2 separate regions of the Homo sapiens genome follow, and region 1 is linked to region 2. The links are chromatin loops, found by intact Hi-C in ENCODE. Cell type or tissue: IMR-90. All regions are shown on one strand. Each heading gives the region's core, and the rest is flanking DNA. Links, peaks and the distances in the headings are about the cores only.

Evidence for each region. Hi-C counts contacts between places; a loop is a spot of excess contacts. Peaks named below come from ENCODE experiments on the same cell type or tissue, not always from the same donor. Only the 100,000 strongest peaks of a DNase experiment are listed, where the experiment ranks them.
Region 1: it touches region 2 in a loop (5-fold over the local background); 3 of 110 quality-filtered maps call a loop at or near these places.

Annotation. Positions count from the first base shown.
Region 1 is chr4:15,297,498-15,312,777 of GRCh38, forward strand. All of the region lies in intron 1 of C1QTNF7-AS1 (C1QTNF7 antisense RNA 1), which reads right to left. Among named protein-coding and RNA genes, the nearest start is that of C1QTNF7-AS1, 120 kb to the right of the region's middle. In IMR-90, for the core only: no CTCF peak of the experiment used is centred there; a DNase peak (open chromatin) is centred at 5,774; H3K27ac peaks cover 887 bases; H3K27me3 peaks cover 391 bases.
Region 2 is chr4:15,230,909-15,246,188 of GRCh38, forward strand. All of the region lies in intron 2 of C1QTNF7-AS1 (C1QTNF7 antisense RNA 1), which reads right to left. Among named protein-coding and RNA genes, the nearest start is that of C1QTNF7-AS1, 190 kb to the right of the region's middle. In IMR-90, for the core only: a CTCF peak has its summit at 7,984; DNase peaks (open chromatin) are centred at 8,013 and 10,053; H3K27ac peaks cover 430 bases.

The DNA of each region.
Region 1 (15,280 bases), core at 2,642-10,641, 65 kb after region 2:
ATGATGCTTTTGTGCCCTGGCAGCATTAATGTCACTAAAATGGAAAATCAAGGATCAGGAAACCAGCCCAGGCTGTCATCTATGATTGATGGCTTAGAAGGGATTTTGCGTTATTCAGGTTACTGTTGTAATTGAATAAAAGTAAGAGGTGGAGATGGCATCATTCAGGGCCCTGAATTCCCTTCGGCAAGTGAGCGCCAAACAACAGATTGAGTTAGACATGTTTAAAAATCTCAAGATAATTTAAAAACATAAAATAATATAATAGTGATGATTCAGTGTCTAAAACAAGGCCTTATATCTAGTAGGCACTTGATGAGTATTTGTTGTATAAACGAGGGAGTATTGATCTCTTTTCTATCATATAGTGTCCCCCAAATCACAAAAGATTTTCAAGCGTAAACTAATTGGTCTTTAACAACATCCTGAGGGATGTTGAAAAGAGCCTATGTAATCCTTTTGTCTTAATCACTGAGGACTCTGGGATATGAAGAAGTTAAGTGATTTAGAAAGATAATATTCAATAAATCGTGGGCAACGTCAAGAGAAAAACATATCTCAAACTTCCTGCTTCCCCTCCAGGGAGCATTCCAACTCTCTCACTGTTTCCATTGACTTGCTGCTTGAAAACACTCTATGGTATAACAATGCCAGTAAGAACCTTTACTTTTCAAGCAGTGGTCCAGAGCAGACCTCTCTCTTGGTCCATTTATTAGGGATAATAGTGCCAAGATACGTTTCCTTTCTCCTTTCTCATGAAGTTAAATCTCCCCCCATGCCTTCTTTACAGACACTCACACTCTTAATAAAAGATTCTGCTAAATTGGCAACTTATAATGGATTCTTGGTTCTGTCAGCTTCTGGTCCTTTGGGCAAATGCCAGAGCTCATCAGCCCAGCCCAGACCTCTCCCTCCACACCAAAACCTGGAGATCGGGGACAAATCAAAACAATCCAGGGAAACAAGCCATGGGCTCCAAGAAGAATGGCAATAGCTATGAACTCAGAATTCACCTGTCCAACCTCACCTTCTGCAGATGAGCAAAAAGTGTCTGCCAAAAGGAGATGTGATCCAAGCCTGCACCATGGCTGCAATCAACCCCTGAAGTTCAGGCTCCCCAAGGACCCTGAGCATCTCCAGATTCGCAGAGAGAATGCTTCTAGGGAGGAGCTGGTCATTAAGTCATGGAATCAGGTTTCCTGTGCTACATGCTTTGTGACATTAAACAAGTCACTTCCTCTCATTTGTATTTGAGATGGACTCAACATCCAAGTTAAGTAAAGAATGACAATTTATGATTTAAAATGGAAGCAATGTGTTTAGCTCTTGAAAGGAAAAGGGATTTGGGAGGTAAAGGGGTCTTTTTGTGGTCACAGCAGCACTAATTTCGTTGCATTTTGAGTCATTTTGTAAATTGGCTAAGGCAATGGTTAAGCAGTCGGTCTCATGCCAAATAATTATTCCACCTTGGAAACTTATGAGATGCTAGACAAAATAGACACTTTCAAAATCTCTTGGCTCAAATACATATTAGCTGCACAAACTTAGGCAATGAACCTCAAAGTCTGAATCTCTTCATCTGAAATATGATCTTTTAGATCTTCTATGCCTGAGGATTAAATGAAATAAGGTATGTATGGAGCCAAATGCAGTGCTTGGTACATGTAAAGTTCACAAGAGAAGCTACTCTCATTTCAGTTCCCTGTGCAACTGAATTCTTTCTCCTCTGACTGGTATAAGGAAAGATGTGTTCCTGATAACACTTCTCAATGTGCTGTGTGATGTTAACAAAATCAGCCACCTCTCTGAACCTCATTTTCCTTCTCCATAATGAGGTGGTAGATCTGGGCAATCTCTGGGATTTCTCTAGGTTGTGCTATGTTTTGATTCTCCCCAGAAAAGTAATATCTCCCATGGTGAGATCCTAAGCAGTTTCTATTTTTTCTTATTTTTATTCTTGTCTCTCCACATGTGAGGTATAGCAGTAGTTTTCCACTGCCTGTGGCCATGATGCTGCCTCTTTTGTTGAAAAGGCATAAGAAGGGACCATACTGTCATCTCCTCTTCACCATACGACCATGTAGGAATTCAGCTGAAATTGTGGGAGAGAGGCCTGGGCTCCAGCTTTCATTTCAGTCAATCTTTAGTCCTAGGGTACACTGGAGGATAAGAAAGAAATTATATTACTAGCAAACAAAATGCAGCAGGCCACACACCCACCATTTCATTTACTATGACAATCATGAGAAGCCTTTATTATCTGCAGACTGTCTGGGACCATAGATCAGATCTGCAACTTTCTAGCTGTGCAACCTCGAGCAGTTTGCTTAACCTCTCTGTGCCTCAGTGTACTAGTCTGTAAAACAGGCATCATAAGAGAACTTGCCTCATAGGGTTGTTATAAATATTATAAACTTTAATCAACGTAAAGTGCTTCCAGTAGCTCCTGGCACATAATAAATGTTCTCATTGTGTTCACTATTCTTTTTGATGTTTTTTAATTGTTCTGTGCCAGAGGCTTTGCTGTGGATTAGGCATCAACTATAAAGGTCACAGCCCCTGATCCCAAAGAACTTGCAGCTTCACATGACAGACTTGCATGTGGCTCACTTCAGTCCGTGATCAGTCTGCCTGTCAGTTCTAGAGTTCTCAACATGGTCAGGCTCTCTGCTTGGTGCCCAGGACACAAAGACAGAAACATCATGGTCCTTACTATACGGAGTCAGGGGAGTCCAGGAGAGAGCCATCTGGAGTTAGGCTGTCTTGATTGAATCTAAAGTGCCAGTCGCTAATAGTGTACCTTGAGTAAATTACTTACTCTCTGTGCCCTTCCATGTTCTCATCTGCAAATGCCACTAACCTTAGACCAATGGCACTAACCTTACTGGGTTGTTGTGAGCCTTGGATGAGATACCAGGCATGAAGACCTGGCACAGGACACAAGTAGACAGGCTGGCAGCTCCTGCCATGACAGAATACACCCAAGGTGCCATTGAAGCACATAAAGAGAGGCAACCAACTCAGATAGGAGTGAGAAGAGGCATCAAGGATGTTTCTGGAGGAGTGGATCCATGGAGTGACTGTTAAAGAACAAGCAATGCTGACTAGTTACACCCTGGAGACTATTCTGGTGGAAGAAAACATGAGACTCAGAAAATGTAGTGCAGATGCAGTTCTCTGCAGAGTTTTCTCACCACAGGCATACCTGCGAGATAAAACAGCTCTCCTGCCTAGTTCAGGTCAAAGGAAGTTGAATCTTAAAGTTTCAAATCTGGATGTGGAGTTAATTGCCCACAAGAGATCAATGTAGCTCCAAAGTCAGAGCCAAATCCCTTAGATTTGTTTGTGACACAAAAACACAGAGGTGAGGATGGAAGGTTTGTCCCTAGGGTGTCATCATCCCTTGCCACCTGCATTTGATGTGAAATTTGACATGAAATAGAGACCTATCTTGGCAGAGCTAGTCTCGAGTGGTCCAAAGTAGAGCTAGACCATACCCTCCACTCTGCTTCTCAGAAGAACAAAATTAGCACAGCTAGGACACACAGTATGAGGAAGGTCAGCACATTCTGCACCTAAGAAATCAGCAGATTTTAAATTTCTGGCAGCCTCTCTCCAAGCCCAGGAGAATCATAAGAACAGACTACAACACTGAAATCTATTACATTTTGCAGACATCCACTGTCGGTGTAAAGTCTGCTGTTCAACAAAGCTTAGGATATCTTTGAAAAGAGAAAGCAAACATTTTCTGCAACAAATTATCCCAGGAAACAAGACAACGCCCAGACTCCTAGCCTCTGCACCTTTAAACTAGAAGTTATGTGTATCTGGAAATATTTTACATCTCCCCACTTTGGGCAAGGCAATCAAGGATGCCAATGAAGATGCAAGCCTGTGTCCTCCACAGGCTTACAGGATAAATTCAAGAAAACATGAAGAGGAAGATGAAAAAAGGACCAAAAGAATGCCCTGCTGCTGGTCTTTTTCTCAGCTTTAATTACGCCCCTGCTTTATATAAAAAGATACTATGATTTTGCATCTACACAATAATTTTGTTTAGTTTGTTTGAGCGTGGATCTGTACATCTCCCTGCTTCTTTGGTAAATTCAGCTGCAGGGTGTGAGGTAACCCAGGAAAATGGAAAGGTAGCAACTGCATCCATTGGCGTTAGCTCTGTACAGATGAAAACCATCAGTCCCTATCACATATAAATTTTAAAGAAAACTTTAGGATGTATACAGTGTTTACCCAAAGGCTAGTCTCTATCATGGCAAACTTTGCTAACTTCTCATCCACCACCTAATTTGTAAATGTTGGGATGACCCTACACTCAGTCCTGGGTGCTCTTTTCTACTTTCTTTACCTTCTTTCTGCAGGTAAAATTATCCATCTCCATGCCTTCAACAGCTACCTGCATTGCATTTCCATATTAGCCACTGAGGGTTAGGATACGCTGCAATAACAAACAATCCCCCCAAACCACAGGGGCTTATCGCAACAAAGGCTTATTTTTCACACAAATTGTGCTGGGTGTCTGAATGGCTCTCTGAGTCAGCTATCCTCTATGGGATGGTTCAACATTTCTCTTCTGTGTCAGAATGAGCTTCCATCATTGCTGTGATAGGAGAAAACTAGCTGGTTGAACCTCACATGGGGAATTAATTGATTTGCCTGGAAGCAACATGCATCACTTCCAATCACATGTGACTGTCCAAATCAAATCACAGGGCTCTACGTCATGCCTACCTTATCATCCTCACATCAGTCATCTGTTTCTGACTCCTCCCAAAGGGTCCTTTCCCACCCTGGGGATGTCCCAAAGCTGGGTTGACTGTTGCTGTAATTGACCCCAGTGATTCAAAAGTCCCCATTCTGCCTCCCTCGGTCCCTTGTTACATTGATTTTGAACTTTGCCACATGATTTGCTTTGGCTGCAGAACAATAGAACATGGGATACAAGCAGATACCTGCTCACTGGGGCTTACTGGCTCTTGCTGCTCTTCGGAACCCTGACTAAACCATGAGAACAAGCATAGTAGAGGATGAGACAATGCAAAGAGAGATAAGGCATCCCATTTGGGGACCTTTACACTAAGTGTCCTGTCAACCTCTAGGCATAAATGGAGCCACCCTACACCCCCCACTGCCAGCAAAATGCCAGCTGACCATGGAGATTGGCCAAGATATCCTTGAGCAGAAAACCATTCAGCTAACCCTAAGAACTGTGAGAAATAATCTATGTTTGTCATTTATAGGTGTTTTGTTACTCAGCAAAAGCTAACCAATTGCATACTAACAGTTCTGTTGAGACGTTTTTCTTCTCTTAGCTCTTTACCCCATTGTCTTCCTTTTTATCCTTCAGGCTTTGGGTGAAATGTCAGTATTTTTAGACTCTACTTGTGAGAGCTTGCTTTTCACAAAATCCTCAGCAATTATACTTGGCTTATAGCTTCTGAATATGTTGGAGCTCTCACATGGTGTTCATTAAAACCTTCACGTTGGTCTGTGTGACGATATCTATTATACTCATCGTACTGTTTACCTCCATTCCTTTTATGTAATAAATTCCCTGTCATTCCTAGATTTTTACATTATGGCTTTACATTTTGCCATGTCAGCAAATCTTCCTAAGATATTCAATTTGATTTAGTAAAAATTACTGAGTATCTACCACATGACAGGCTAGGCACTGAGTATTTACAGATGAGCAAACCACAGTTCCTGTACTTGACAATCTACAGTCATAGAGCAAACAAGTGAGTAAGTGGAATGCAGAAAACAGGATGCTTATAATAGCAGAAGCATGAAGCAGTGACCTAGCAGAGAGACAGGAGAGACTCGGGTGAGGGAAGGGGAAAGCAAAGCAGGATCCATTGAACAAGGCTTCCCAGAGGAAGGACAGAGCTGCATTTTAAAGGATGACGGATTCACAAAGCAGGGAGAGGGCATTCCAGGCTGAGGAAAAAAGCATAAGTAAATCAAAGAAGCAAAGAACACAGGGATTGGATAACAAGGTCAAGGGTAGACCACAGGCAGTTGTGTGTTACTGGCAGGGAACATGGAATAGGGAGTGGTAAGGAATGAGACAGGCTGAGGAGGCAGGGGGCCAGGGGATAGCAGACAGTGCAGCCATCTTAGGCAACCCAGATGCTTCTCCTATCCTTTTCCATCTCTTTTTATTGGCCTTAAAACGGTGGGTCATCAGTATCTCACCCATCTCCACTCAACCTCTCCACCTTCTGACATGAAGGTTATCCAGGCTGACTTTAGGATAACAATTTCCTGCTTCCTGAAGCTGTTCTTTCTCTTTCTTCTTAACTGCACCAGCTGCCCTTCCCTATCCTACCCACCCCCTCACCAGCATATCCCACATAGACACAATGTTTTCTCTTCCATTACTGATTTCATCAATGACTCTCCTTTTCCTCTTCTCCCCTTATTGCAGGCCATATCACACACTGAATGACTTCCAGAGGAGAGAAGACATTCCAGGCAGAGGCCAACATGTGACCAAAAGCGAAAACCACTGACAAGGGCAGGAAGGAGGTTGGAGCCAGAGGTGATCCCAACAGAAATTTATTATCTGGGCTTGAGTCAAAGGTTTATATCCAGGGAGTAGTGGGTGTTTGGTGAGTCGTGAGTAGGAAAAGGAGGCAGCAGGTAGGCATGGTGGGTCTTGTATAACAGGCTGAGGAGTTTATATTTCTAACCTGAAAGCAAGAGGGAGCCCCTGCAGACTTTTCACCAGATGATTCTGTGCTATACTGAGCAACCTGGAGACGGGCCATACATCGCACTAACATAAACTGCATTACCCCAGGATACAGAAACTGTTGCCAGGACCTTGTTACCAGAACAAGCACAGGATGAAAGGATCCAGAAAGAACATGCCAGTGCTTTGGGAGTTCTAGGTGGGAAGATCACTTGAGGCCAGGAGTTTGAGACCAGCATGGTCAACAGAGCAAGACTGTCTCTACAAAAATAAAAATAATTATCCAGTTGTGACAGCAGGCACCTGCAGCCGTAGCTACTTGAGAGGGTGAGGCAGGAGGATCGCTGAGCCCAAGAGTTCCAGGTTACGGTGAGCACTGATTGCAACACTGCATCCCAGCCTGGGTGACAGAGCGAGACCCTGTCTCTTAAAAAAAATTTTTAAAAAAGGGAAAGTGTGATTATATAAGAAAGAGTGGTCATGCTCTGATTATGTGTCAACTGTCCTGTGTTCTATGTAAAATAATGTGATAGGCTCTTTATGTATGTTCTCTCATTTAACCTAATTAATCCCCACAATAGCCATGTGAGTTAGAAATTATTATCCCCACTGTTCAGTCAAGAACTGAAGCTCTAAGAGATTTAATGCCTTGAGGAAGTTCACATAGCTGGTGAGTGATGAAACTGACAACCAGGTCCATCCCCAGTGTACAACTCTTGGCTGCGCAGTTACTGTATGGCTGTTGTTCGTAATCAACACCCACACAGTAACAGTAATAGTAATGGGAGAAGCTTAAACTGACAACCTGGCCCTTTAAGGGGCTCCACACAGCCCTAATTTAGTGAAGCTCTTCCTCCCATATCTGTTAAGATACAAATCTGTACTTGGTTAGCATTCCATCTGCAATTTCATGTCAAAATGAATTTTATTCCTGCACACTCTTCTTTTAAATTCCAATCTCTATTTCTATCATTAGTTTTCAGTTTTAAAGTGACCACAGAGACCTCCTTGACCAAAGCCTTCTCTCCCCTTTTGCACTTTGGTTATTATGATTTACTGGTTGGGGCCTCCCTGATGAAGGCAAGTGGACAGACAACCCTCTTTTCTTGAAGGAGTCCATTAAAACCCAGCTATTGAGCCAAATGCAGTTATGTCTCTTCCCTGATACTCTCTCTCCCTCACACCTGCAACCACTTTCCCATTCCATCTGATAAGGTTTGTCCTTCAGGAGTCCTGTGTCTTCTCCCCCATCCATCTCAAAGCAGTCCAGAGCTTTGGCCTCCAGCTTGGATTTCCCCACCCCACTCTAAACAGCTCTCTTACTTTGCTCTACTGACCCAGATCTGTCAATCACTTTACAGCCATGAATATCCAAACCCTCCACTTCTTTCAAGTCCAGCTGTCACTATTTCCTCTCACACCTGGATCTTTATCATTTCTTCTCAATTTCTCCTGGCAACTCATCAACACTTCATATGTTATCACTCAAGGAGTTAGGCAAAACAATGGTCCCCAAGGTGTCCACACTCTAATCCCCAATACTTAACAATATGGAACTTTACATCGTAAAAGAGACTTTGCAGATGTGATTAAATTAAGGACCTTGAGATGGGAAGATGGATGATCCTGGATTTTCTGGGTTGGCCCAATGTAATCACAAGGGTCCTTGGGAGTGATACAATGCAAAAACTCAAACAATCGCAGCTGGCTTTGAAGATGGAGAAAAGAAACTGTTAACTAAGGAAGGGAGATGACCTCAAGAATCTAGATAGGCAAGAAAATGAACGCCCAACCCCAAGCTTCCAGAATGAAATGCAGCTCTGCCAACACCTTGATTTTAGCCAAGTGGGACTTGTGTTGATCCATTAAACTATAAAACTATAGAATAACAAATTTATGTTGTTTAAGCCACTAAGTTTGTGAGAATTTATTGAACCAGCCATAGAAAACCAAAACATTCCCTCAGTGAGTCCTCCCAGAGATTAAAATGGAACTTAGATTAACTGAACTTACTCCAGATATGAGAACTGGGAGTCTTGTTTGAGTCACTGAAAGTTGACCAGAGAACACTTCTTGCTAGAATTCTTTCTGGAAACTTTCCTGAAACCATGGTTTCTTCATCTCAGCGAGCTGAGTGCTCTCTACCTTCTTGCTACCCAGGATGGTCCATGGACCAAGCAGGCGTAGCAGCATCCAGTAGCTCATTAGGAAACAAGAAATGACAAGAAGCCTGCTGACTTAGAACCTGCCTGTTAAGCAGAGCTACAGATGATTCGGAAGCACATTCAAGTTTGAGATGTACAGTGCTCCAATTCGGAAGCACATTCAAGTTTAAGATGTGCAGTGCTCCAATTCGGAAGCACTTTCAAGTTTGAGATGTGCAGTGCTCCACATCTAAAAATGATACCAAAAGTAGTTGCACTGGCTGATTACTTTCCTGCAGTTAGTATCTGTTTACACTGGTAGCAGAATTTCTCAAGCCAAGAACTAGACAACAACTTGAGGATTATCTCATCCAATGGCATTCAAACATGTTCGCCAGAAATTTATTTTTTTAATCATCTCAGAAGCACAGTATATAGCAAAAACAGGAAAGTGGAGCTTCTCAATTAGGAAAATGATGTGGAGCCCCAGAGCCCTACCTTGCCTCATCCTCTACCATCAGTTCTAGAGTTAACTCTGAGGCATCTCTTTGAAACCTGAGGAGTCTGCCTTACAGTTTGAAAATAATCGATTTTAAGCTAAATCCCTCTCAACAAGTGTGGGAAAAACTAAGACTTGGAGAGAATAAGGAACTTGCCCAGGTTCATAGATACAATTATGAAGTTGGCAAAGTGAAACCTTCTCAACATGATAGATTTGTTAGTAAGCTCACCAGCTTTTGCACAACCATAAGTTTTTTCTCTTTCAAAATAGTCTCTCTAGGAGGCTGAACATCCCTACTAAGGAATGATTCTGCTGTCCCTCAAAGCTTTATTAGAAATCTTCTGTGGCTACCTTCCCCACAGTTCCACCACTTCTGCCTAGTCTGCATATTAACAGAGGGGATTGGAACTTGGTGGGAGAAGGGAGCACTTTGGTGTTTGGAAATAATGAAAGTGAGTCACTGTATTAGTCTGTTTTCACACTGCTATAAAGATATAAGCTGAGACTGAGAATTTATAAGCAAAAAAGTTTTAATTGACTCAGTTTCACATGGCTGGGGAGGCCTCAGGAAACTTACAATCATGGTGGAAGGTGAATGGGAAGCAGGTACCTTCTTTACATGATGGCAGGAGAGAGAGACAGTGCAGAGGAAACTGCCATTTCTAAAACCATCAGATCTCATAAGAACTTCCTCACTATCATGAGAACAGCATGAAGGAAACTGCCCCATGATCTAATCATACCAGGTCTCTCCCTCTATACATGGGGATTACAATTTGCGATGCGATTTGGGTGGGGACACAGACCCAAACCATATCATTCTGCCCCGACTCCTCCCAAATCTCAAGTCCTATTCACATTCAAAATCAATCACGTCTTCCCAACAGTCCTCCAAAATCTTAACTCATTGTAGCATTAACCCAAAAGTCCAAGTCCAAAGTCTCATCTGAGAAAAGGTAAGTCCCTTTCACCTATGAGCCCATAGAATCAAAAACAAGTTAGTTACTTCCAAGATAGAATGGGGATACAGGCATTGGGTGAATGTGTTCCCATTACAAATGGGAGAAATTGGCCAAAACAAAGGAGCCACAGGCCCCATGCAAGTCTGAAACCTGGCAGAAAAGTCATTAAATCTTAAAGTTCCAAAATGATCTCTTTTGACTCTATGTTGCACATTCAGGACACTCTGATGCAAGGAGTAGGATCCCAAGAAGTTGGGCAGCTCCACCTCTGTGGCTCGGCAGGGTACAGCTGCTGTGGCTGCTTTAATGCACTCATGTTGAGTGCCTGCAGCTTTTTCCAAGTGTACAGTGCAAGCTGTTGGTAGATCTAGCATTCTGGGGTCTGGAGGATAGTGGCCCTCTTCTCACAGCTCCACTAAGCAGTGCTCCCATGGGGACTCTATGTGAGGGCTTCCACCCCACATTTCCCCACTGCACTGCCCTAGTAGAGGTTCTCCCTGAGTTCTCCACTCCTGCAGCAGACTTCTGCCTAGACATTCAGGCATTTCCATACACACTCTGAAATCCAGGCAGAGGCTGCCAACCCTCAACTCTCGTCTTCTGTGCACTTGCAGGCCCAACACCACATAAAAGTCGCCAAGGTTTTGGGCTTGCACCCTCTGAAGGAATGGCCCGAGCTGTACCCTGTCCCTTTTTAGCCATGGCTGGAATTAGAGTGTCTGGGATGCAGGGTACAAAGTCCCGAGGCTGCAGGGAAGAGGGGGGCCCTGGGCCTGGCCCATGAAAACATTTTCCTCCTAAGCCTCTGTGCCTGTGATGGCAGGGGCTGCTGTGAAGATCTCTGACATGCCCTGGAGATATTTTCCCTATTGTCTTAGAGACTAACATTCAGCTTCTCATTACTTACGCAAATTTCTTCAGCTGGCTTGAATTTCTCCCCAGAAAATGAGTTTTTCTTTTCTACTTCATGGTCAGGCTGCAGTTTTTTCAAACCTTTATGCTCTGCTTCCCTTTTACACATAGGCTCCCATTTCAAATCATCTCTTCATGAATGCATACAACTGAACACTTTCAGAGTAAGCAAGATCACATCTTGAGTGCTCTGCTGCTTAGAAATTGCCTCTGCCTTTCTCAAGTTCAAATTCTACAGATCTCTAAGGCAGGAGCAAAATGCTGCGAGTCTGTATGTTAAACTGTAGATGAGTGACCTTTACTCAGGTTCCCAATAAGTTCCTCTTCTCCATCTAAGACTACTTCAGCCTGGAATTCATTGTCCATATCACTATCGGCATTTTGGTCAAAACCTTTCAACAAGTCTCTAGGAAGTTCCAAACTTTCCCACATTTTCCTGTCTTCTTCTGAGCCCTCCAAACTGTACCAGCCTCTGCCTGTTACCAAGTTCGAAAGTTACTTCCACATTTTCAGGTTATCTTTAAAGCAGTGCCCCACTTCTGGTACCAATTCTGTGTATTAGTCTATTTTCACACTGCTGTAAAGATACTACCTGAGACTGGGTAATTTATAAACAAAGGAGGCTTAATTGACTCACAGTTTTGCATGGCTGGGGAGGCCTCAGGAAACTTATAATCAGGCAGAAGGTTAAGAGGCAGCAGGCACTTTCTTCACATGGTATCAGGAGAGAGAGAAAACGCACAGGGGAAACTGCCATTTTTAAAACCATCAGCATCAGATCTCATGAGAACTTCCGCACTATCAGGAGAACAGCATGGGGAAAACCACTCCCATGATCCAATCACCTCCCATTGGGCCCCTCCCACAACATGTGGGGATTACAATTTGAGATGAGATTTGGATGAGGGCACAGAGTAAAACCATATCAGTCACAGCTTAATCTGGTGAATTCACCAGATGATATGGTTTGGTTGTGTCCCCACCAAACTTCAACTTGAATTGTATCTCCCAGAATTCCCATGAGCTGTGGGATGAACCTAGGTAATTGAATCATGGAGGCCATTCTTTCCTGTGCTATTCTTGTGATAGTGAATAAGTCTCATGATTTCTGATGGGTTTTTCAGGTGTTTCTGCTTTTGCTCCTTCTTCTTATTTTCTCTTGCTGCTGCCATCTAAGAAATGCCTTTCGCCTCCCACCATGATTCTGAGGCCTTCCCAGTCATGTGGAACTGTAAGTCCAATTAAACCTATTTTCCTTCCCAGTCTCAGGTATGTCTTGATCAACAGTGTGAAAAGAGACTAATACAATAAATCAGTACCTGTTGGTAGAGTGGAGCGTTGCTGGAAAGATACCCAAAAATGTGGAAGTAACTTCGGAATTGAGTAACAGGCAGAGATTGGAACAGTTTGAAGGGCTCAGAAGAAGACAGGAAAATGTGGGAAAGTTTGGAACTCTCTAGAGACTTGTTGAATGGCTTTGCCCATAATGCTCATAGCAATATGGACAATATAATCCAGGCTGAGATGGTCTCAAAAGGACATACAGAACTTGTTGTGAACTGGAGCAAAGATGACTCTTGTTATGTTTAGCAAAGAGACTGGCAGCATTTTGCCCCTGCCCTAGAGATTTGTGAAACTTTGAACTTGAGAAAGATGATTTAGGGTGTCTGGTGGAAGAAATTTCTAAGCAGCAAAGCATTCAAAAGGTGACTTGGGTGCTGTTAAAAGTATTCGATTTTAAAAGGAAAACAGAGCATAAAGGTTCAGAAAATCTATGGTCTGATGATGCAGCAGAAAAGAAAACCCATTTTTTTGAAGAGAAATTTAAGACAGCTGCAGAAATTTGCATAAGTAGCAAGAAGCCTAATGTTAATCCCCAAGACCATGGGAAAATGTCTCTGGGCCATGTCAGAGGTCTTCATGGCAGACCCTCCCATCACAGGCCCAGAGGCCTGGGGGGAAAAAGTGGTTTTGTGGGCCAGACCCAAGGTCCCCATGCTGTATGCAGCCTAGGGACTTGGTGCCCTGTGCCCCAGTTGCCCCAGCCATGGCTCAAAGGGCCAAGATAGATCTCAGGCTGTGTCTTCAGAGGGTGGAAGCCCCAAGCCTTGGCAGCTTCCACGTGGTGTTGAGCCTTCAGGTGCCCAGAAGTCAAGAGTTGAGGTTTGGAAACTTCTATCTAGATTTCAGAAGATGTGTGGAAACGCCTGGCTGTCCAGGCAAAAGTTTGCTGCAGGGGTGGGGCCCTCAGGGAGAACCTCTGCTAAGGCAGTGCAGAAGGGAAATGTGGGATCAGAGACCCCACACTGAGTTCCTACTGGGGCACTGCTTAGTGCAGCTGTGAGAAGAGGGCCACCATCCTCCAGACCCCAGAACAGTAGATCCACCAACAGCTTGCACCGTGCACATGGAAATGCCACAGACATTTCACACCAGCCCATGAAAGCAGCCAGGAAGGAGGCTGTACCCTACAAAGGCAGAAGGTGGAGCTGCCCAAGACCATGGGAACCCACCTCTTGCATTAGTGTGGCCTGGATGTGAGACCTGGAGTCAAAGGAGATCATTTTGGAGTTGTAAAATTTGACTGCCCCACTGGATTTCGTACTTGCATGGGGCCTGTAACCCCTTTGTTTTGGTCAATTTCTCTCATTTGGAATGGCTGTATTTACCTAATACCTGCATCCCCATTGTATCTAGGAAGTAACTAGCTTGCTTTTGATTTTACAGGCTCTTAGGTGGAAGGGACTTGCCTTGTCTCAGATGAGACTTTGCATTGTGGACTTTTGGGTTAACGCTCAAATGAGTTAAGACTTTGAGGGACTGTTGGGAAGGCATGAATGGTTTTGAAATATGAGGACGTGAGATTTGGAGGGGCCAGGGGCAGAATGATATGGTTTGGCTGTGTCCCCATCCAAATCTCAACTTGAATTGTATCTCCTAGAATTCCCATGTGTTGTGGGAGGGACCCACTGGGCAGTAATTAAATCATGGGGACTGGTCTTTCCTGTGCTATTCTCATGATAGTGAATAAGCCTCACGAGGTCTGATGGGTTTATCAAGGATTTCTGCTTTTGCTTCTTCTCATTTTCTCTTGCTTCCACCATTTAAGAACTGCCTTTCACCTCCCACCATGATTCTGAGGCCTCCCAAGCCATTTGGAACTGTAAGTCCAATTCAACTTCATTTTCTTCCCAGTCTCAGGTATGTCTTCATCAGCAGCATCAAAACAGACTAATACATAAGATTATTAGGGAACATACACCCTATTCTTTTAGACATTGTGTATGACCAAAGTCTCCTGAGACTAATGGATTAGTGATGAGTACACTGACAGGAGGGAGGTAACCATTATTGAGCACCTACTGTAGGCCACAGTTCCCGAGGATATGTTTGCCTACTTTGTTCCATTTGATCTTGACAGTAACCCATTGAGGGAGGGTCTGTTGCCATCACTATAGTGATGATAGTTCCCATACCTGAGATGAAGAAACTGAGGCCAAAGATCATATGAGCAATAAAGGACAAGCATAAACCTTTCTGGCTCCAAAGCCTGCATTCTTTCTATTAAAGTATATATCTCTGATAGACTTATTAGAAAACAAATGCGTCTGCTGTTGCCTAGAAGTAAAAGGCCTTAAGTCTTCCAGATGCTCTTTGTTTAATGCAAGTGCCTCTTTTGTTGTACTTATCATTCTACTAGCAATAAGTGGCTTGTATGTCTGCCTCCCCAGCTCTGGGAGAATTTCTGAATCCCCAGGGCTTAGCACAGTAATCAGCAGTGCTCAGTAAATGTTCACCAAATGCTGTGATGTGAATGTTGGTGTTTCCTAAAAATTCATGTGTTGAATGTTAATCCCCAAGGTGATAGTATTAAGAGCAGGAGACTTTGGGGAAGTGATTAAGTTATGAGTATTTCACCCTCATGAATGGGATTAGTGTCCTTATAAAAAGATAGAAGGAAAAGTGTTTGTCTCTTTCCCCATGTGAGGGCACAATGTTCCTCATTTCCACCAGGATGGAAGAATGAGGATGCAGCAAAGAGTACCAT
Region 2 (15,280 bases), core at 4,051-12,050:
GCATCTAATGGGTGCCTGATATTTTATTACTTTCTTTCACATGACTATTTTCTTTTTGATTAAACCTTATTTAGTAAGTATTATTTTTCTCCTGTTTTTAGATGAGAAAACAAGGACTTAGGGTGGTTAGGAAACTACCTGATTACCAGCCACCTTGATATGAGGTAAAATGGGGAATGTGTGTATAAACGAAATAGAATTCAAACTGGAACCACTGTGCTAAGTGAACACAAGTGTCTCATTTCGTGGAGGACTCACCTTGGGCAACTGGCCCAGCACTCCTCAGTTATTTAGATCTAACACTTCCTTACACATTTGGGGAACATTGTTCTCAAACAGAAGGTCAGATGGTCCCTGAAGTCTACACATGAACTCCTTAAGAAACATTCCCGGAGTCCTATGACTAGGAAATAGCTTAGGTTTCTATGAGCTCTGATCCATTTGGATAGTTATAAACTCCCAAAAAGTGATATCTGAGCAGACATCATGTGTCATCGTGAAAATAAAATCATTGCACTGACTTATCTGAAATAGTCCTTAATATTCTAGCCACTGCCCCCTTAAGGCCATACTGTACAGACTTTTGGATTTGACAAACGTGGTCATCACCACACTGACAATTTAATCCCAATACTTCAGTGATGGTGCTGTGTGCTCACTGATATTAGGTTGGTGTAAAAGTATTTGCAGTTTTTGTCATTACTTTCAATGGCCAAGCCCGCAATTACTTTTGCACCAGCCTAATTCATTTTACCCTAGAGGTAAGCAAATGTGGCCATATTTTTATACCAGCACCAGGGGGCAGCAATGTGCAAATAAGGCCGCTCTGTGGCCTCCTCTGTTTGGCCTGGTTTGGGAGGAGGATGTGGTTCTCATTCCCTAGTGCTTCTCAGATTTAAAATAATGGTAATGTAATCATTTCAGCTCTGCTCTGGAAACTGCTGGTGCTAATTCATTTCAGATAAAAATACGCAGACTACACACATGTGCATCAAATCAGTCTTTTCAGGACTCAGGGTCTGCTCATTTGGGCATTTGTTCACCTAACCTTTAATCAGAAACTACTGCGTGCCAGGTACCGCCCTGGATGAGGCCATGCTCCCATCCAGTGGGGAAACAGACACACCCCATCCAAAACCACAACCTTCCCTACTTTTTCAGTTTCCCTTAAGCACTTATTTTTTAAATTTTTTTCTTGTGAGTGATTTGTCTACCTTGTTGGAACATAAACTCCTTGACAGCTGGGATTTTTATCTGTTTTGTTCACTGGAGTATCCCTAGCTACTAGAACAGCACCTGGGACATAATTAGGGTTCAATAAATATTTTTTGAATGAACAGGTATAAAATTATTGAGACACACCATAATGGAGGTGGACGTGCATATCTTCATATGAACTAGATTACGCTAAATTATTCACTTGAATAAATTTATTGTTTTATCATTCCCACTAGCAGTGAATGGGAGTGATGCCCGAAAATAACATTAAATTATCTGGTATTAGCATTAGAAGGAATTTGGGACATCACCAAATTCTCCTTTTACAGAAGAAGAAATTGAAGCCAAAGTGAAGAAGAGATTTGCCCAAGGCTACCTACATCCAGACGGTCGCGTCAGGATTCCAAGCCAGGACTTCTGACCCCAGCCCACTGTGTTTTCACCACACACCCTGCTGCCTGCCTGACTTTTTCATTTTCCTCAAATATCACCTCCTGGAACTATCAACTGCATAAGTTAATGACCTGATCTGTCTAATTCTTATTTGGTAATTGGCAGAGACCAGACTTGGCTGTCTGCATTCAAGGTCTCCAAATCAACCCTCTTAAAGGCATCTCTGCTCAGCCTCTCTGCATGAGATCTGGTATTTAGTTCCTAGCACCCACTGTGTACTAAGTTCTTCAGAAACATGTGGTCATTTGAACCTCACAACAATCCTACGCAAGTGCTATTACTATTCTCGTTTTACTGATGAGAAAATATAATAACAGTGTACATTGAACCCACAGGGCATGCAGCAGGAACTCAGGATTGTTCTAAGGATTCCATACTTGTGAGCTCATTTAATTCCCTGACAGCCTTTGAAGTGAGTGCTGTTACTGTTTTCTACTGTAGACATGGATATTGAAGTCAAAAGAAGGCAAGATGTTTGTCCAAGGCCATATCGCTGGGAAATGGCAAAGCCACCCTGTGTTTCATTACTGTGCTCTCCTTCCCCACTGAAAACAGAGGAGCTGTGGAGTCACGGGCACAAGGTCACACGGGCTGTGCCAGCTGAATCCACTTTTGTGCATGGTTTTTTCACAACGAGCTGGAGGTTTGGGCCAGAAAACCCTTTTGTTTGAAAGTCACAGATCTGAAACTCAGCACAAAAGAGGAGAAAGTGATAATGCAAAAGCTGCCTGGGCTGCAAGCAGCGTTTCCTCTTTGGGTTTGTTTTCCTTTCTAATTTGCCAAGCTCTTTCCAGGCTGAGGCAGCTGCCACACAAAGCTCTTGAGGAGATCCCACTAGCTGGCCAAGGGACAACCATTAGACAGATGGGCTGGACCTTCTGTTTCCACCCTTCCATCTGGGCACCAAGAGCCTGGGTCTGCCGTGGGTGTGGGGACACCCTGAAGCTTGCCCATTCCAGGCTCAACCGGATAATGAACTGAAGTCACCTCATAGCAACTTGGACGTGATGTTTGTGGGAATGAAGCTGGTTTGCTCTGTTATTCTGTTGAATTAATCTGGGCTCTGAGCCCCCTTGAAAATCATCAGGAGAACACAATCTAAAAAGATGGGCAGGAAGTGGTTCTTTTGCTGGCCGGAGGTGATTTTGCTGATTGAACTTTTACATGTGGTACGGAACAAATGAACAGAAAAGGCTCGGCTTACGAATCCTCTGCCGTTAGTTCATCTGCACATGTTCTGACCTCTGAAACTGAAGCATGCTGGTAAATCTCAGAGCCTCTTTCCAGCAGTGTCAAACAGTGTGATGAACAAAGGCTTTGAAGTCTGGTATACCAGGGGGTGCTTCACAACATACCCTGGGTGACTATATGACTCTGCCAGGTAACTTTGCCTCTCTGAGCCTCAGTGTCCTCATCAATGAAATGCAAGTTATAAAGCCTTTCTCACAAGGTTGTTGTAAATGTCTGGCACCTAGTATGTGCTCAATAAATAATGCCTATTATCATTCGGGAGAAAACTTTCATGGCCTAAACTATGGCAAAGGAGCAGGTCTGAGTCCTGGCTCCATCTCCTGCTGGCTAGCGGGCTTCTGACATGTCATCTCCCTTCCTGCAACCTTGAATTTGACCTCTGACTGGAAGCGAGGAGATTGAAATATTCCCATCTTTAAGGTCTCTGACTAATCTGCAGTGACTCTCCCACTAGATGATCACTTCCTCCCGTACACACGCTCGCTCACTCTCTCTCTCTCTCTCTCTCTCACTGTCTTCTAGAGTTCATGAGGGAGGAGGATAATACAGGGATCCCAGGCTCTTTGCTGCCAATCTCTGGGAGAAAGACAGGATTTACTGAACAGCTACTAAGTGCCAGGTGCTCATTATTTATTCTCCCACTTAAACCCCTCAGTAACCCTTGATTGGATACTGTCGTCTGTAGTTTACAAAAGAGGAAATAGAACCTGGGGAGGTTTCCACAACCTTCCCAAAGTCACAGTAACTGAAAGAGGCAAAATCCATGCTTATACCCATCTGCCTATTTCCCAACCACTTCTGCTCTAGATGATCTCAAGACTTTGGTAAAATGAAATTTATTTTTCTATAGACAGGTCAGGCACCCATGGTCTATGAAAAACTCACAGCAAATATTGCTGCTGATAACAGCGAAGCACTTTTCCAACTCCACTGTAATGCTGAAATGGGAAGCAAATAAAAGAGGTATTTCCTAGCCTTTTATGATGGACACATTTACAATTTAATTTAGTCATACTGGTTTTGTAGAGTAATGAATCATTTAAGAAGAAAGCCCACGGTAAACAATTCCAATTAGCCTTTGGAAAGCTCCCCAGATGCTGTGGTTTTGGGTTTTCCATGTTGCAGCTGATTATCCCAGCTGTAGCCACATCAGCCAGCTCATCGCATAGTGCAGAAGAAAACACAGTCATCACTGAGCAAAAAATCACTGAAGACAAAATGAAGTCCTTCTTGCCTTGGCTTTTCTCCTGTTATATTTTTGATAATGTCTGTTAGGGAAATGACCAAAAACAACTAAGAAACAACTTGATATTTCCCTCATTTCACATTCCCTGGGCAGCCACTGATGGGTTGAAGAGAACCAAATTACTAAAATGCACTTGGTTGTTGGATAATCAGGGGAAGTGTTTTGTATCTCAGGGTTTGGATGTGACATTTCTGGCCCACTCTACAGGGCAGAAACCTAGCCATTCTTTCCTAATTGCTAAGTTCCCCTCATAAAATCCATCTCCAGGGGAAAACTTTAATTTAGATAGGTCATAAGTTGGAGCCTCTGCCAAAGACAGCACAGGCCGAGAGAAAAGACAATAGTTCTGCCACGGTAATCCTTGGCCACCAGAAATGATGGGGACAGCTTCCTTTTTCCCCTCCCTAAGAAGCTATTTTTCTATTTGGTTCATTTTACTTGTAACAGCAATGGATAGGATTATTAGACATCAAAGCCAATCTGAAAGAAACTCCTTCGACCCTAAACACACACACACACACACACACACACACACACACACACACACACCCCATTGAAAAGAAACTTAAGGGGAATGCTTCTGTTTAAATACATACTTCTTGGCAGAATTTGTTTTAAAATCGGTCAGATTTTCTCCAGAAGAAGCACCAGCCTAGAGAGTCAAGGAAACTGGTTTGGAGCCTCAAAGTCTGGGGCACGCAGGTGTATTGTATTAGTCAGTGGAGGCCAACTGCTGTAACAAACAGCCCCCTTTGTGGCTTGACACAATAAAGGCTTACTTCTTGTTAATGCCACATTGCAACGAAGGTAGGCAGGTGGGGGTGCTCTGTTTTAGTCAAGGACACAGGCTGTTTCATCTGCTGACTCTGCTATCATTTAGGGCTTCAGGATCCTTCATCCACTAGCTCTGATCTTCTTAAGGGCCTCTGAGTCCATCACTGGACACTCTGCCTCCAAACAGCAAACAAAGGAAGAGAGGGCACTGGGGTTAGCTATGGAGAATTTTAGAGAGCAGGCCTGTTGGCGACAGACATCTTTCGTGTACACATTCCATTGGCCAGAACTCATTCACATGGCCACCTAGCTGCCAGTGAGGCTGAGAAATGCAGTCTGGCTATGTGCCTGTGCCATAATAAGAAATACATATTTGGTCTTTGTCCCCAGTTCCTGGCATGTAGCTCCTAAAACCCTTGCAATGTGCAGAGTGATAAGGTGTCTTTTTGTGTGCTAATAAGATGGCTGGTGGCTGGAGGCTGGAGGCCCCTGCCTAGCCTCAGGAAAGACCAAGGCATAAGTAGAAAGCTGGAACTTTCAGTACCACCCTCAGACCCGTGAGAAGGGGAAAGGGGCTGGAGAATAAATTCAGTTGCCAATGGCCAATGATTGAATCAGTCATGCCCATAAAATGGAACTTCCGTGAAAACTGCTAAATGACGGGGCCCAGAGAGCTTCGAGGTTGGTGAACGCATAGAGGTACTGGGAGGGTGGTGCACTCAGATGTGTGCCTCCCCATACTTTGCCCCATGCACCTCTTCCATTGGCTGTTTCTGAGTTTGTAGCCTTTATCATAAGCCAGAGGCCAGGTGCGGTGGCTCACACCCGTAATCCCAGCACTTTGGGAGGCCGAGGCGGGCGGATCACGAGGTCAGGAGTTCAAGACCAGCCTTGCCAATATGGTGAAACCCCGTCTCTACTAAAAATACAAAAATTAGCTGGGCATCGTGGCGTGCACCTGTAATCCCAGCTACTCAGGAGGGTGAGGCAGGAGAATCACTTGAACCCAGGAGGTGGAGGTTGCAGTGAGCAGAGATCGTGACACTGCACTCCAGCCTGGGCGACAGAGCGAGACTCCGTCTCAAAAAAAAAAAAATCGAGAAAACATAAACGAAATGTTTCCCTGGGTTTTGTGAGCTGTTCTGCAAATTATTAAACCTGAGAAGGGGGTCATGGGAACCCCCGATGTATAGCCTATTAGAAGTATAGAGAGCTCAGGACTTGTGACTAGTGTCTGAAGTGGGAGCTGTCTTATGGGACTGAGCTCTAACTAAGAGGTGTATGCTAACTCTTGGTAGTTGGCAAAAAAATTGAATTGAAATGTAGGGGACCCAGCTGGTGTCTGGAGAATTGGAGAATTGGTAGATATAAGGGGAAAAAATACATCTTTGGAATGAAAGTGTTGTGATAAAAATAGCTCAGTGACCAAAAGATGAAAGGAAATTGAAATTGATGGACACATGGCATATTTTTACTACTAAATGTATTGAACAACTACTGCCACAGGAGGGGTCTGTGACATTTTCTTAGAACAAGTTAATTTTGGGTTTTTTGTTCCTGAGAATGTGTTGATATTCTAAACAGTTTATTACTCAGAAAACCATTGTTCTTTCACGTAGGGGTTAAGAAAATGTAAGTTAGTGATCAAGCAAAGATCAGGAATTAGGTGAGATGGAAAGAGGGAGACCCATTTTGCTCATTACTTGAAGATCTTGTTAAAGTTTGCTTTATAGATGGCATCTAAAAGGGTGTGTTTGGGGATATAGTTTCCTGACGCACGTAGAAACGGTGTTTGGATTCAAACTCCACGAATGGCACTACCAAGCCAGTTCTGGAGAAGGCAGAGCTGCCACTGGCTCCAAGCAGAAAATATGGGGCCAGGAACAGAACATTTAGTCAAAAGGGCTTAGGAGCCAGGAAAATTCAGAATCAAAATAGTCTTAAAGGCAGTGACCAGGAGAAGCCAGGGAATTCTGCCATGAACATTAATTTCCTCTATTCTCTGAATGTTCATTTCATTGAGCACCTTCAGCATGCCAGTTTCCATGTTGGAGAGTACAATGATGAGGGAAACTCCATCCCTGCCTGCAAGTTGGAAATGCTTGTGGGTGGACACTGGCCACGTGGTGTGTGGGTAGGCTTGACTGACCTAAGAGTCTACGGTTAAAGGGTGAAGCAGAGTTCTGACAAATGTCAGCTTTAGCAGCCACTAAGATGCCTCCACCCACTCAAGGCAAAATACACTCCTGATACTCTTGTCTTCCTTTGTAAGAATTCCCAAGTCACACCATACCCAGTTCACATCATGGAAACACTGAACTGGGGAATTTTAGAATTGAAAGAGGTTGTGCAAATTACTTAGTCCAGCCTTTTTGTTTTTCATCAGGGGAGAAGGAAAAACTGACCTGTATTGTATGTAGATGAGCCCCAAAGACTCACTTGGACACCAAGATCAGGCAGGCTGTCAGAACAGGACAACTACCATTTGGAGCCAATGGCAGCTCTGCCTTCTCCAGAACTGGCCTTGATAGTGCCATTCATGGAGTTTGAATCCAAACACCGCTTCTACGTGCTTCAGGAAACTATATCCCCAAACACACCCTTTTAGATGCCACCTAAAAAGCAAACTTTAACAAGATCTATGCAGCATGGTAATGGCTAAAACTATTTCATTCAGCAAGCATCTATTGCAATCTCAATACAAGAGCCATTCACCTTCCTTGACAATTGCCTTCACATTTCTCTGATGTCTTCTCCTTCAAACATGCCACTAGCCTGTTTCACTGATTTCTACCCAGTGATCTCAGTTCTCCACCCTGGAGCTCTTATGAAATTCATCTGATCCTTCTTCCATTTTAATACATGTAACGAAAACTTATTAAACATCTATTGCATCTGTTAGAGACTCAGCAAGACAAAGAAAGCATATTAGGATGAAGTCCCTGAGAAACATTTAATAAATGATACACATATTTCCAAAGGTTTGGGTGAGGTTAAAATAAAACAATGATTTGGTGCATTAACTACGGCTAGCCACGGAGGGGAGCCATTACCACCTCTACCACTCCAAAGGGGCAGGAAGAAGGAGAAGTTAACTCTAGGAGACAGCCCAGACAGAATCTGTGGCTTGGGATAGAAGGATTCCACCTTACACACTGCAGCCTGCTAACCTGCATGGGACGGAGCAAAAGGATGAAAACAGACCTCCCTCTTCTGCCCTTTCATCTCCCACCTGCACCTCTTGTTGGCAGAACCTAACCAGAAGCCAGAGGTCATAGGAATCTATGGATGCAGTCAATGCAGGTCAGCTTCCCACGTCCAGGGCAGGACGAAGACTGGAGTGTTTGGGTTGGGGGACAAATGGAGAACACCCAGCCCTCACACATGCCAGGCACTTAACAGAGGAGTTAAGAAAACAGACTTGGTCCTTGATTGCATAGACTGTAAAGGGCATTGGTTGAGAGAGGAAATAGACAAGTACACTTACTAAAAAACTCTGCTAAATGTATGAAGGAAAGACTGGACTCTATGAGAGGTAATAATAGGGGATCAATTTTAGACTGGACGTTCAAAGGTCTTTCCGTGGATGCAGCATTTATGCTGAGATCTGTCGGACGAGAAGGAGCCAGCCAGGTGAACCAGGGGAAGAGGAGCATCCCAGACAGAAGAAGAGTGTGGTCAAAGACCCTTGGGACAGGGCAGCTCTTCAGATATTTGATTGTTTGAACTTGATTTGAATTTGTCTGAAATATACATCGGTTATTTCCTATGGGTTGCCCCCGAAAGGGCCCAGATTGAATGGCAAGGGCAGAGTCAGGAGGCCTGATCCACCAGCCCTGCTCTGGCCCTCATTGGCGAGAGGCGTTGCCCAAGTCCCTGGGTCTCTCCTGTCATGCTTTATCTATAAAATGAAGATGTTGGCTTGTTGGCTTCTGAAGTTGCTTTCAGATCTGAAATCTAGTGTTGGTCACAGACTTTATTTATCTTTTTAAAGATGCTTTTTGACACTTCCCAAAGTTCTATTTCTGCTAAGTGAACGCCCAAGAGCCAGTTACATTTTCTTCAAGTCTTCAGATGAATGGCAGTTGAATGAGATCTGCAATGAGCCGAGGCTGAACTCCATGTACAACTCTACAGGGATTAGATAATATTCCTTGGTATTTGGCCAAAGGAAAAACACAAAGTCATAAAATTAAGGAAAGAGGCTCGGGTGATTGGCTTTGAATTTTAGGAATGGAGAGTTTCATAGGATTGGAGACTGTCTGAGTCATCTCTCTGGCACCCTACCAAAGCTGAATTTCCCTTACAGCCCCCCTAGCCTGCTTAAACACTCCCCGGGACAAACACTGAGCAGGCCCATGATGTCACTGGTCATTGTCTTCATTGAATGTTCCCATCTACCAATTTGAAATCTGTCTCCAAGATGTTCTCTCAGTTTCCCCATCATTCTGCTTTGGGTCCCATAGAACTCAAAGCCCCTCAGAAACTAACTGCCATATTCCCTCTTCCCTCCCCATCATTGGACGCTCCATTCTGTCATTCTGGAAGACTCTTCTGTTTCTCTCAGAGTGATTCTTCCAGTCTCACTGAAATGTCTCTTCTGTGGAGCAGCCGCCCCTCACTTTCTATGTGAAGACAGATTCCTTCTTGTCCCTCAGACTCCACAGCCATCACTCGTGCTTTTGGCTTTATGTCCTGTTCCCCCAAAAAGACTTACTGCTCAGGGAGAGCAACCCCTGTGCCTGCCTCACTATTCCCAGCACCTGGAGCAGTGATGAGTGTTTGGATAATTCCATCCTGAATAAAGGATTTTGAGACCTGGGTATTGCTAATAATTTTAGAATTCACAAACTAGAGGAATAAATTAGTAACAACTAACTATAGAGATGTGTAGACATAACCTATCAGAGACATAGGTTGTTGGCAGAACCTAACCGGAAGCCAGAGGTCACAGGAATCTATGGATATGGTCAACGAAGGTCAGTTTCCCAGGTCCAGGGCAGGATGAAGAAGACTTGAGTGTGTGGGTTGGGGACACACTTCAGGTGTCTGTCTCCAGTTGGTGAGAACAGTTTACACAGTGTGATGAAAAGCAGTCTCTGTTCTGGCTGAGTCAGAGTTATTGTCTATGTCTCAAACATTGTAAACCACGATATACTGATAAGCCAAAAGAGCAAGTTACACCATGCAACCCTATTTCTGGGAGGAAAGGACTATCCACACAATGATGTACAACAGAGAGGAAGGAAGGTCACAGTGTGGAGGGATATATAGTAGTGGAATATAGAAACATTTAGAATCTCATCATAAAATCAAGATAATATCTATCCATCTGCACTTCTAAAAAAACTGACAGGAGTCAAAGAACCTTAAATCTAGAGGTCTAAGTCAATGTTCATCTATGTTGATGCCGTTGCTGAAGCCCCCTTGGCTCCTAATCAGAAATGCTCACCGTCTTGGGATCTACATAGCTATGTACACTGGGCCTTGTGTGCAGAATCTCAGGAGTGATTATACTGTTAGTTTAAGATTCACTTTTATATTTTTAAATCATTTTTGTATCCTCAAACAATGGCAACCAAACTTTTGCTGGGCAGTGGTACTACAACGGAAAAACCTTTCTCAAAATCAACAACTTTGGAATTAAATGTTAGATGCAATTGAATATTATAAAGAAGGCCATAAAATTACCTGAAGTGATAGGCTGAACTGTGAATTTTGGAGTGAGAAATAGATGAAATGAGGAAATGGCTTGCTGGAGTCATTATAGAATCAGGAAAAGGTAATTAAAAAGAAATCAAGGAAAAAATTCTCATGAGTCGGCTACAGGACGCATGTTGCAAAGGAGTCTTTTGACTTAAGGGTTGGCAGTTCATGTGCTCCAAAAATACATTCCTGGCTACTTTATATTTTAATTCCTATGAAAGAATCTGCTTTAGAGTTTGCTGTTTTTTAAATTAGATGAGCTCATTTTGGGAGTCCATCTCTCAAATCAAATAGAATTACACAGATAAAATTTGGAATGATACACACCAAAATTATAAAATTTACAAGATTCTTTTCGGGGGAGTAAGATTATAATTGGCTTGTATTTTCTTCCTTTTATTTATATTTTTTCTTGCTTTTAAAAATTCATATTAATGACTATAAATAAATGAATGTTGCATAATCTTTTTTTAAGAAAGAAATTATGCCACAAGTAGTAGAGCTCTAAAGCCAGAAACACCTGCTGCATCAAGAACATTTCTTTCATGCCAATGTGTGGTAGCCCTGACACAGCACAGATGCGCCCTGGTTTCCTTCTTGCTGGAAGGAATCTCATTACCACCAGGAGTAGTTGACTCCCAAGAACACATATTATATGTTATGCACTTCACTGAAAGGGTAGCAAGAAGGGGTGAGGTCATGGGAGAAAAAAAACTGCCCTCAAAATCTTTGGGGTGTTTTGGAGTCATAGGAGCTATGAACTAGCATGAGTGTACAGTTGCCTCATCCACTTAAGTCCCAGAATGTTTGAGAATACATTTCTGTTCCTTAAACTAGAAGAGAGATTTCCTTTCCAACTTCTTTATCTGAGATTAAACCATGACTAAAGCTTGCACACCAACATCCCATTCTAAGTTTAGGGTCTGAATTCTTCTGTCTAAATTTTCCTCAGGTATCTCCAGGTGGTCCCCCAATCTGTGAGACCAAATAGGACCAATTGTTCATTGTAAGAACATTTCTAGCTCTAGAAAGGGGTGTGGCCCTCTAGGGACTTCTCAGTAATGAAAAAGAAAGGTTGAAAGAAAAGAATCCCTCTTATGGGCAGATGTATTGGGCACATGACTTTGGCTACACAACAATTTCTAGACACCTTCCTCACCCATTCTTCTCCCTAGCTCTAGAGATGAGCAGCTGGTCAGGCCGCCAATCCCAGATGCTTCAGCTTTCTGGCCACAGTGACAGACTTAGGGATAGACATTGGAACCAGATCAGGCCAATCTACGGTTTCTCAGGTCTTTTGCTGAAATTATCTAAAAAGAGATCCACTGTTTTCTCTGACAGCATGGTCTGGGAAGATGTGACAGGCCCAGAGCTGCCCTGAACTATCTTGTACCTCATGAAGAGAGACTACTCAGAGTGAAGCAACATTAAAGAAAAGAGACACAGGCCTCACGACATCACTTGAGCATATGAGTCCATCATTTCAGTCCAGCCACCCACCAAGCCAGGTGCCCATGAACGTGCCAGTTGTCAGACACAATAAGTTCACTTTTTTTTTTTTCTTTTTTGAGACGGAGTCTTGCTCTGTCGCCCAAGCCGGACTGCGGACTGCAGTGGCGCAATCTCGGCTCACTGCAAGCTCCGCTTCCCGGGTTCACGCCATTCTCCTGCCTCAGCCTCCCGAGTAGCTGGGACTACAGGCGCCCGCCACCGCGCCCGGCTAATTTTTTGCATTTTTAGTAGAGACGGGGTTTCACCTTGTTAGCCAGGATGGTCTCGATCTCCTGACCTCATGATCCACCCGCCTCGGCCTCCCAAAGTGCTGGGATTACAGGCGTGAGCCACCGCGCCCGGCCATAAGTTCACTTTTTTTTGATGAACGTCATGTGAGTTGACTTAGAAAGGTGAAATAAAAAGCTTGCAAATAAATACTCCTGAATAACAGAATCAGTCTTATTCTAGGAATGGATTCCACATGAACATAAAGGATAAAAAAACTTCTTAAGACTCAAAATAACACATTTTTCCCGTGATCAAAATTCTGGGGCTACACATTTGCTCCCTGGTTTGACATATCTCTGCTCCCACACATCACCGGGTTTCTGGCTTTAACAGCAGGGGCCATAATTCAGGCACCCATTAGGCACCAGGCATTGTGGCAGGCACTGTGTTTACATTCTCTGTAACTTCACCACAACCTCCAAGTCTGGGATTCCTATCCTTAAGTTGTTAATGCGGAAACTAAAGTAAAGCAGGATTAAGAAATAAGCCCGAAACATCCCAGCTAGTAACTGTCAAGGCTGGCATGTGAATGTAGGTGTGCTGATCTGTTTTGTGTTGCTATAAAGAAATACCTGGGCTGGCCACGGTGGCTCTTGCCTGTAGTCCCAGCACTTTGGGAGGCCGAGGTGGGTGGATCACTTAAGGTCAGGAGTTTGAGACCCGCCCGGACAACATGGTGAAACCCCATCTCTACTAAAAATACAAAAATTAGCCAGGCGTGGTGGCGGGCACCTGTAATCCTAGCTACGTGGGAGGCTGAGGCAGGAGAATCACTTGAACCTGGGAGGCGGAGGTTGGAGTGAGCCGAGATCACGCCACTATATTCCACAGCCTGGGTGACAGAGCAAGACTGTCTCAAAAAAAAAAAGATAATAAAATAAAAATAAGTAAATAAATACCTGATACTGGGTAATTTATTTTAAAAAGAGGTTTATTAGCCTCACGTTTCTGCAGGCTGTACAAGAAGCATGGCTCCAGAACTTGGTTGGTTTCCAGTGAGAGCCTCCAGAACTTGCTTGGTTTCCAGTGACAGCCTCAGGAAGCTTTTACTTATAGCAGAAGGCAAGGGGAGCAGGTGTGTCACATGGCAAGAGAGGAAGCAAGAGAGAAGGGAGGGGGTGCCAGGCTTGTTTTTAACAATCAGTGAACTAATAGAGTAAGAACTCCCTCATTACTGTGAGAAAGTCACTAAGCTATTCATGAGTGTCTGCCCCATGACTCAAACACCTCCCGCAAAGGGCGCACCTCCAACACTGGGGATCAAATTTCAACATGAGATTTGGAAGGGACAAACATCCAAACTATATCAGCACATGTGGCCAGTCATGAGTTTTTGTTTTGGCATGTTGCCTCTCATCTGCCAGAATCCCTAGAATCTCATCTGCCAGAATCCCCAGGTAATCATCCTGTCCAAAAGCCTATTGGGTCCTTGCCACATTTCAGTCAATGTGTCTGGTCAAGGGATAAGGTCAAGGTTGGCAGGGAGTCATGTGCTGCCGATCCCTAGTCTGGTTCTTTGTTTAAAACTCCCACCAGCTCCTTTGGTTTCCCTTACCTCAACCACCACCATGTACCCAAATCTATGTGCCAAATAGGTTTTAAAGCCCCCTGATCATAAACCTTAAAAAGTAAGCCTTTCTATGCACATGTTGAACTGCTTCATGTTGAACTGCCCTCCCCACTTCATTTATCCCATCTGATTGCAGTCTGCTTCCCCCTCCTTGCTACTAGCCTGACCGGGTCATTCATCAGTTCTTGTGCTTCTTTCTCTTTAGAGATGTGGTGCTTCTTCTACTCTTCCAGGTTCAACTCTGACTCCCCTCCAACTGTCCTGGGTGAAACCCCCTCCCTTGCTGACTCATCCCCAAGGCCCTCCCACTCCAGGCCACCCTCACAGATGCTTATCTGCCTGGGCTGGTTCTTAAAATCCATAATCAACGGCCAGATAATTTAATCCTACAAAGTGATTGGCAAATGTGACAGTCCAGGTCCTCCCAGGGACAGGTAACAAGACAGGGTTAAACATGTAAGGACTGTATTGGAGAAATGCCTGTGTAAGAGAGAAAATGATGGGAGCTGGGAAGGTTAGGAGGTCATCAGAACATGATAAGAATCTGACTCAAGCGAAGGAGAGAGGGAGAGGAGGTTGGGGGTAGGGGAAACATCACAGACTGCCTGTCATGCAGTCAAAAGAGGGTTCAGCAAAGCCATCGCGGAGTCCTTGAGAAAAAGCTGCTCACCCAGAGGGATCCCTTAGTCTACTTAGTGTCTGCACCAGGCTCTTCCTTGCCAGGAGCTACCCATGGGAGACACAGCCTTGGTACAAACACCACAGTGGATTTCAAAGCCCAGCAGCTGACTCTGCTGTCTGTGGTGGGGGGTCTGGAGGCAATGCTCATGGCCACCATGGTAGGCCACTTCATGCCAGATGGAAAGGTTGTCATGGGGGAGTCTATTCATTTATTCAGCAAATCATGTATGGAGCATCTCTATGCCAGGTGCTGTGCTAAGATTAAAAATCAAGGCCAGTTTTCTATGCCAGGCTACAAAATAGATTTTTCTGGGGTAGCTGCTCACTGATACTCTCATCAACCTCCTGAAAAAAATGTGCATTACTCCAAGGCCACTAGGATTTGCCCTCTCTTTCTTTAACCTCTGTGAAAGACAATCCTGCTTAGGAGTACAGAACATGGGCTATTTGATAGAGTGATACAGCAAGGTGGCTTGCATTGGGATGCAGTGGTTTCAGAGCAATTCCATGTCACTCAGAGGATCCCTGGGAAGTGACTCAGGAACATCCTTTGGAATCAAGAGGAAGCCAGTTGGGTTGGACTCCAGATCTACCAACAT